2 separate regions of the Homo sapiens genome follow, and region 2 is linked to region 1. The links are chromatin loops, found by intact Hi-C in ENCODE. Cell type or tissue: mammary epithelial cell. All regions are shown on one strand. Each heading gives the region's core, and the rest is flanking DNA. Links, peaks and the distances in the headings are about the cores only. Region 1 has its middle 5.6 kb from the start of SDHB. Region 2 has its middle 49 kb from the start of PAX7.

Region 1 (2,914 bases), core at 329-2,828:
TCACCTGAGGAGTTTATACTTGTCTTATTAGCACCACCATCTACCGGATATCCAAGCCAGAAACTCGATGTCATCTTGATTCTTCTCCCCACCCCATATCCAATCAACCATCAACTCCCACCATAGCTCCAAGGCTCCCCGGCTCCCCCGCGGGCCCTTCCAGTTACTTCTGTCCCTGTAATACAGCCTGCTCTATTCCCCGCCTCATTTCACACCTCCAAGCCTTTGCGTACGTCCGTGTCTTGGATCTGGAGTGTCCTTTCCTCCTCCTTCATGTGGTTGACTTGTCATCATTGAAGATTCAGCTCCAACTTTTTCCTCCCTTAGGAAGTCCCTCCTTGATTGTCCCTATCAAAATATCCTCTGCATATGCCATCCATGCATGCAACACCTGTTTTAACAATGACCCATGAATATGTCTGCCTCCCCAGACTATGGGCAATTTGAGGGCTTGACCCACTTGACTCTATTTGATTTTCTTCATATAACTTATTGCTATCTGCAAGTTTGTTTTTAATTCTTTTTTTTTTTGAAACAGAGTCTTGCTCTGTCACCCAGGTTTAAGTGCTGTGGCATGATCATGGCTCACTGCAGCCTCGCACTCCAGTGCTTAAGTGATCCTCCCACCTCAGCCTCCCTAGTAGCTGGGACCACAGGCATGCACCACCATGCCCAGCTACTTTTAAAAAGAATTTTGTAGGCTGGGCTCAGTGGCTTGTGCCTGTAATCCCAGCACTTTGGGAGGCCGAGGCAGGTGGATCACTTGAGGTCAGGAGTTCGAGACCAGCCTGGCCAACATGGTGAAACCCGTCTCTACTAAAAATACAAAAATTAGCCGGGTGTGGTGGTGGGAGCCTGTAATCCCAGCTACTCGGGAGGCTGAGGCAAGAGAATTGCTTGAACGTAGGAGGCTGAGGTTGCAATGAGCTGAGATCGTGCCACTGCACTCCAGCCTGGGCGACAGAGCAAGGCTCTGTCTGAAAAAAAAAAAAAAGTTTTTTTTTTTTTTTTTTTGTAGAGACGGAGTCTCCCTATGTTACCCAGACTGGTCTTGAATTCCTGGGCTCAAGCAATCCTCCTGCCTCCCAAAGTGCTGGGATTACAGGACTGTGCATCTGCGCCTGGGCTGTTTTTAATTCTTTATGAACGTATTTATTGTCAGAGCCTCCCATGACCGATGTCAAGGACTCCCAGAATTGGAATAGACGGAATTGGCAAATCAAAACGTCAACCAGCCAGCGGCACAGATCCTTTCTAGCCCCCACCCCAGTCCCATCTATGATTTTTCTCAGAGAAGCCTTGTCCCTTATGCTAGGGCACTCGGTGGTCATCTATACTAAGGGTCATGGGGCTATTGGGGTGACTAATGATGGTAACTGCCACATTTGGAGGACACATTTGGTACTGTGTACCAGGTCCTATGCAGAACACTTTGGGTACATGTCCTCTCTGTAATCATTTCAGCAACGGCACAAAGTAGGGATTACTATTCTTCATTTACAGTTGATGCAACTGAGCCTCAGAGAGTGTCAACAACTCACCGCAGGTCACCCAGCAAGTAGGTCAGCCTCTTCTGTTAGGTAGATGGGCTGGGCTGCAGGCGTGCGCCTAAGGCTCGTGGGAACATGGTGGTTGCAGCCATTCTGGTCTACCCACAGAGGGTGCTGCTGCCTCACAGAACTACCCAGGGCTCCCTACTGGACCTTGCCAACCTGCCCTTAGAAAGGCCTTATCTAAACTCTCTTCCCTCATCCCATGCAAACCCCACCATATAATTAGACTTCTCAAAATATTCTCTTCGAGTGGGATGGGGACAATCATAGGCTACAGGCTTCTCCAATTTCAAGAGCAGCCTCTATGGAACTCCCGGAGCAAAAAAGTCATGAGCCACCCCCACTCCAGATGGGGCTGCGTTTCACACAGCTGAAGTCAGCTCAGCTGCTGGGACTTAGCAAGTGGTCCAAGGCCTTCTGGGGACTGTCATGCTGCTGGCCCTATAGCAGCACACACACACATACATTTGGAGCTCACCCACCCTGCTAACTTCTGCCTCATTCCCAGATGCCTGCCGTCACCAGCATACTCTCAAATGAGCAGTTAGTTTGTTCCTCTGGATGTGTGTGGGTGAGCACTTTGCAAACACCGTATAATGCCATGATCAAACGCCCTTTCCAGCCGAATCTGGCTTTTGAGCACTGTTTTCTGTCAGAGACACAGCCATGCAAATGAAATGCAAATACGAATAGTGGGTAAATATTCATGCGTAGCGGCGAGATGCCAGCCGACTGGAAACAAAAGTCAGAGAGCTGCAGAACGTTAAAGGCAATTTGACCTCTTAGGGAGGCTGGTAGGTAGAATGGTTAAGTGTGCAGGCCTTTAGGGGTCTGAAACCCTGTTATATCAGCCATTTGCTCTGTGATCTTGAGCAAGTTCCTTAACCTCTTTGTGCATTCATTTCCTATTGTGTAAGACGGTGAAAAAGAAACAGTCGCCTTGCAGGGAGGAGAATTAAATGAGTTAGTGTCTATAGGGAGCCATCAATCTTAAATTGGTAGTGGAGAGCCCAGCTGGGGAAAGGAAAGAGGTAAAAGATAACTGTGCCTTATTAGGGGAAATAGATTATGCTTATCAGAATGGGAAGACTTCAGCATACATACAATGTCAAGGATTTCAGGCAGCTCTAAAAAATTATTTTAGAATACTGTACATATGTAATTAAATTCTCACTATGTAAAAATTTCAAGCAATATAGATAAAGCTTAAATCCCCTCAGTCACACTTCCTTTCCCAGGGGTGATTGCTATTGTCAGTTTCATGGGATTGCTTCCAGATTTTTTTCTTTGTATGTATTTACATATGTATGTTTCTACAGAAATCCATGGCTTTGCTTGCTGTTATTTTTCTATTTTATTTT
Region 2 (2,914 bases), core at 196-2,695, 1.5 Mb after region 1:
CGATGAATGGGCTTTCCTGGGGGAAGAGGTACTGGGCTGCTGGGGTGTCCCTGAGCTCGGGCATAACAGGACTCCTGTGCCCCTCCCCATCTCCTCACTAGGAGTCTGCCCAGGACCAGGCACCCACTTCCCATGGCTGCCTCATGGCTCTGTCCCCACTGTCCTCACTCTTTAAGGAAGCCCCCTGGGGCAGGGGGTATAGTAAAGGATGAAGGAAGTTTATATCTGATGGGAATGTACTGTGTGCCTGACACAACCTTTAGTCATCACAGCATCCCCACAAGGTCAGTGGCACGGCCCCCATCTTAAAAGTGGACAAACTAAAGCCCACGGGACTGGAAGGACTCACTCAAGGTCACCTGGCTGGTAAGATCAGAGCCCCGGGAGTCTGGCTCCTGAGTTGATCCCCTAAACCCCCACCCTCTGAGGCCACGTGAGTGCCCCAGCCCTCAGTGTGTGGTTCCTGGTTTGCACAGATGGATAAATGGCATCACGTGGGCACCAATAGGTGTGTGCCAATGTGTGCCATCCAGATGGGATCCTGCCCTGATCCCTGGCATGACTCTGGCACGTGTATCCTGGGGACACACTGCCATCTGGACAGAACCCAGAGGCACCACCTGTGCTCCCTCCACCATCTCTCCTTCACCATTCATTCGACAAAATTCACTGCGTATCCTGACGTTAGGGAATGCTCTCTGCATCAGGCTCGGTTCCAAGCTCGTATCAATTCACCTGACCCACCCACCGTTTGATGAGATGTGTATTCTTTTTCCTGATGTGCAAGTGAGGGATGTGAGGCACAGAAAAGTTAAGCAACTTGCCCAAGGTCACACAGCTGTTTAATGGCAGAACCAGGCTTTGAACTCACGTGTATCCAACCAGAACCCACTACACCTTCTGGCTTGGTCTAGCTGGCTTTCCCCTGAGGGTCCCCACTCACTGCAGGGCAGGGGGTCTCTGTGTCCAGGCTCCATCTTTCAGCCCCTGTGGAAGAGCGACCAGGCATATCTGCTGTGGCTGGAGAAGAGGCTGGGCAGGTGCCCACCTCCACTCCCAAGCTCTGGTAAGGCTTCTGTTCCTGCTCCTGGGCCACCTCCAGCGAAGCAGTGTAGCTCCCTCTCCTCAAGAGCTCACCCCAAGGTCCCTGGAGGGATGTCCTGAGGGGCGCAGGCATCCAGGGTACCGGAAGGCGCGATCCGGCCCACACCTGCGTCTGGTGGGACGCTGGCGCCACCTCGCGTCCTTCCGCAGCCCTGCAGCCCTCCGCCCAAGAGCTCTTTGGACAGGGCTGGGCCTTGCACCCCAAAAACCTCAGGCCCTCCCGTGCCATCTTCATTTTGTTGTCACGACAGCACACAAAACCACCTGAACTATTATTATTATTATTATTATTATTATTATTATTATTATTATTTTGAGACAAAGTCTCACCCTGTCACCCAGGCTGGAGTGCAGTGGCGCGATCTTGTCTCACTGTAACCTCCACCCCCTGGATTCAAGCGATTCTCTGCCTCACCCTCCCGAGTAGCTGGGATTACAGGCTCATGTCACCACGCCTGGCTAATTTTAGTGTTTTTAGTAGAGATGGGGGTTTCACCATGTTGGTCAGGCTGGTCTCAAACTTCTGACCTCAAGTTATCTGCCTGCCTCGGACTCCCAAACTGCTGGGATTACAGGCACGAGCCACCACACCTGGCCTGAACTATTATTTACTCGGTATATTTTTCTTTAAATCAACTCACTTGTTTTAGCTAGCCTCATCCTGGGCAATAATGTCTGCAAAATCCCAAGTATGATGTGCTGGTCGCATTTTGTCCTGCTACCAATAAACACTAAGTATATACCTTCAAAAATTGTATTCATGTGCCACGTAAAATCGCTTCTCCACTACACTTTAGGCAACAAGCTCATTCATGAGTGTGTTCCCTCTTCCTTGGGTGAGTTTACAGAGGCTGAGAGCCTTCTTTATGGAAAGAGAGAGGCAGACGCCACCCCTGTCCTCACCCAACTTGCAGCCCAGTAGTGGTGCCAGATATTAATCAAAGAATCACAAAAATAAATATACAATGATGACTCATCAATGCTATTGAATTATAAAGCTGATTTCCTATTAGGAAGTAAAGACCACTGGATGAGCCCACGATAAGGGGACTTGACCTGGATGGGGAAGTCAGGGAGGGCTTCCTGAAGGAGGTGGTGCTTGAGCTGAGAGCTGAAGGAAGAGCAAAACATTAACTAGGTGAAGAGGGAAGGAAAGTGTTCTGGGCTGAAGAACCAGCATTTCCGAGAACCCCAGGGCAGAAGGGAGCCCTTCCCATGAGTTCCTGGCCTTCGAACTTGGCTTCCTGCCTGTGGCCAGTGTGGGCATTCTGCCTGTGTGGCCTCCTTCCTTTGCCTTCCTTGCCTCAGCTCCAGCCTAACCCACCCACCCATATCCCCAGCACGACCAGGTTCTTTGGGTCTATTTCCTTTTTACTCTTGTAACTTTGCGGTTTTGCCATCAAGAACCCCATTTTTATATCAAGAAAATCGAATTTGGGGGATTTCCAGTTATTTTTCCAAAGTCACACAGCTTGGCAGAGCCAGGATTTGCACCCAGGCCCGGTGGCTGTGCTCTCCTGCTACATTCAGCCATCTCTCAGCAGAGTCCCAACTCTCATCTCCATGGACTTAGAACCGGGAGATCTGGGAGCACAGCCTGTCTTAGCACTAGCTTGCTGGGCAACTTTGGGCAGGTCACTGCACCTCTCTGAATCTTGGTCTCCTCGTCTGTAAAATAAGAATGCTGCACAATAATGGTATTAATAGCTAACATGTATTGCTCCTCATATCCACGCTTTAAAGTAGACACTGGAGTTATCCCCACTTTACAGATGTGGAAACAAGCTCTGAGAGGTTTAGCAATTTGTCC

Evidence for each region. A loop is a pair of places that touch in the nucleus more often than their neighbours do. Peaks named below come from ENCODE experiments on the same cell type or tissue, not always from the same donor. Only the 100,000 strongest peaks of a DNase experiment are listed, where the experiment ranks them.
Region 2: it touches region 1 in a loop (8-fold over the local background); 2 of 110 quality-filtered maps call a loop at or near these places.

What each region holds. Positions count from the first base shown.
Region 1 is chr1:17,058,181-17,061,094 of GRCh38, forward strand. No RefSeq gene overlaps it. Among named protein-coding and RNA genes, the nearest start is that of SDHB, 5.6 kb to the left of the region's middle. In mammary epithelial cell, for the core only: a CTCF peak has its summit at 1,653; a DNase peak (open chromatin) is centred at 1,641.
Region 2 is chr1:18,580,379-18,583,292 of GRCh38, forward strand. No RefSeq gene overlaps it. Among named protein-coding and RNA genes, the nearest start is that of PAX7, 49 kb to the right of the region's middle. In mammary epithelial cell, for the core only: a CTCF peak has its summit at 1,240 (motif pointing left); no DNase peak of the experiment used is centred there.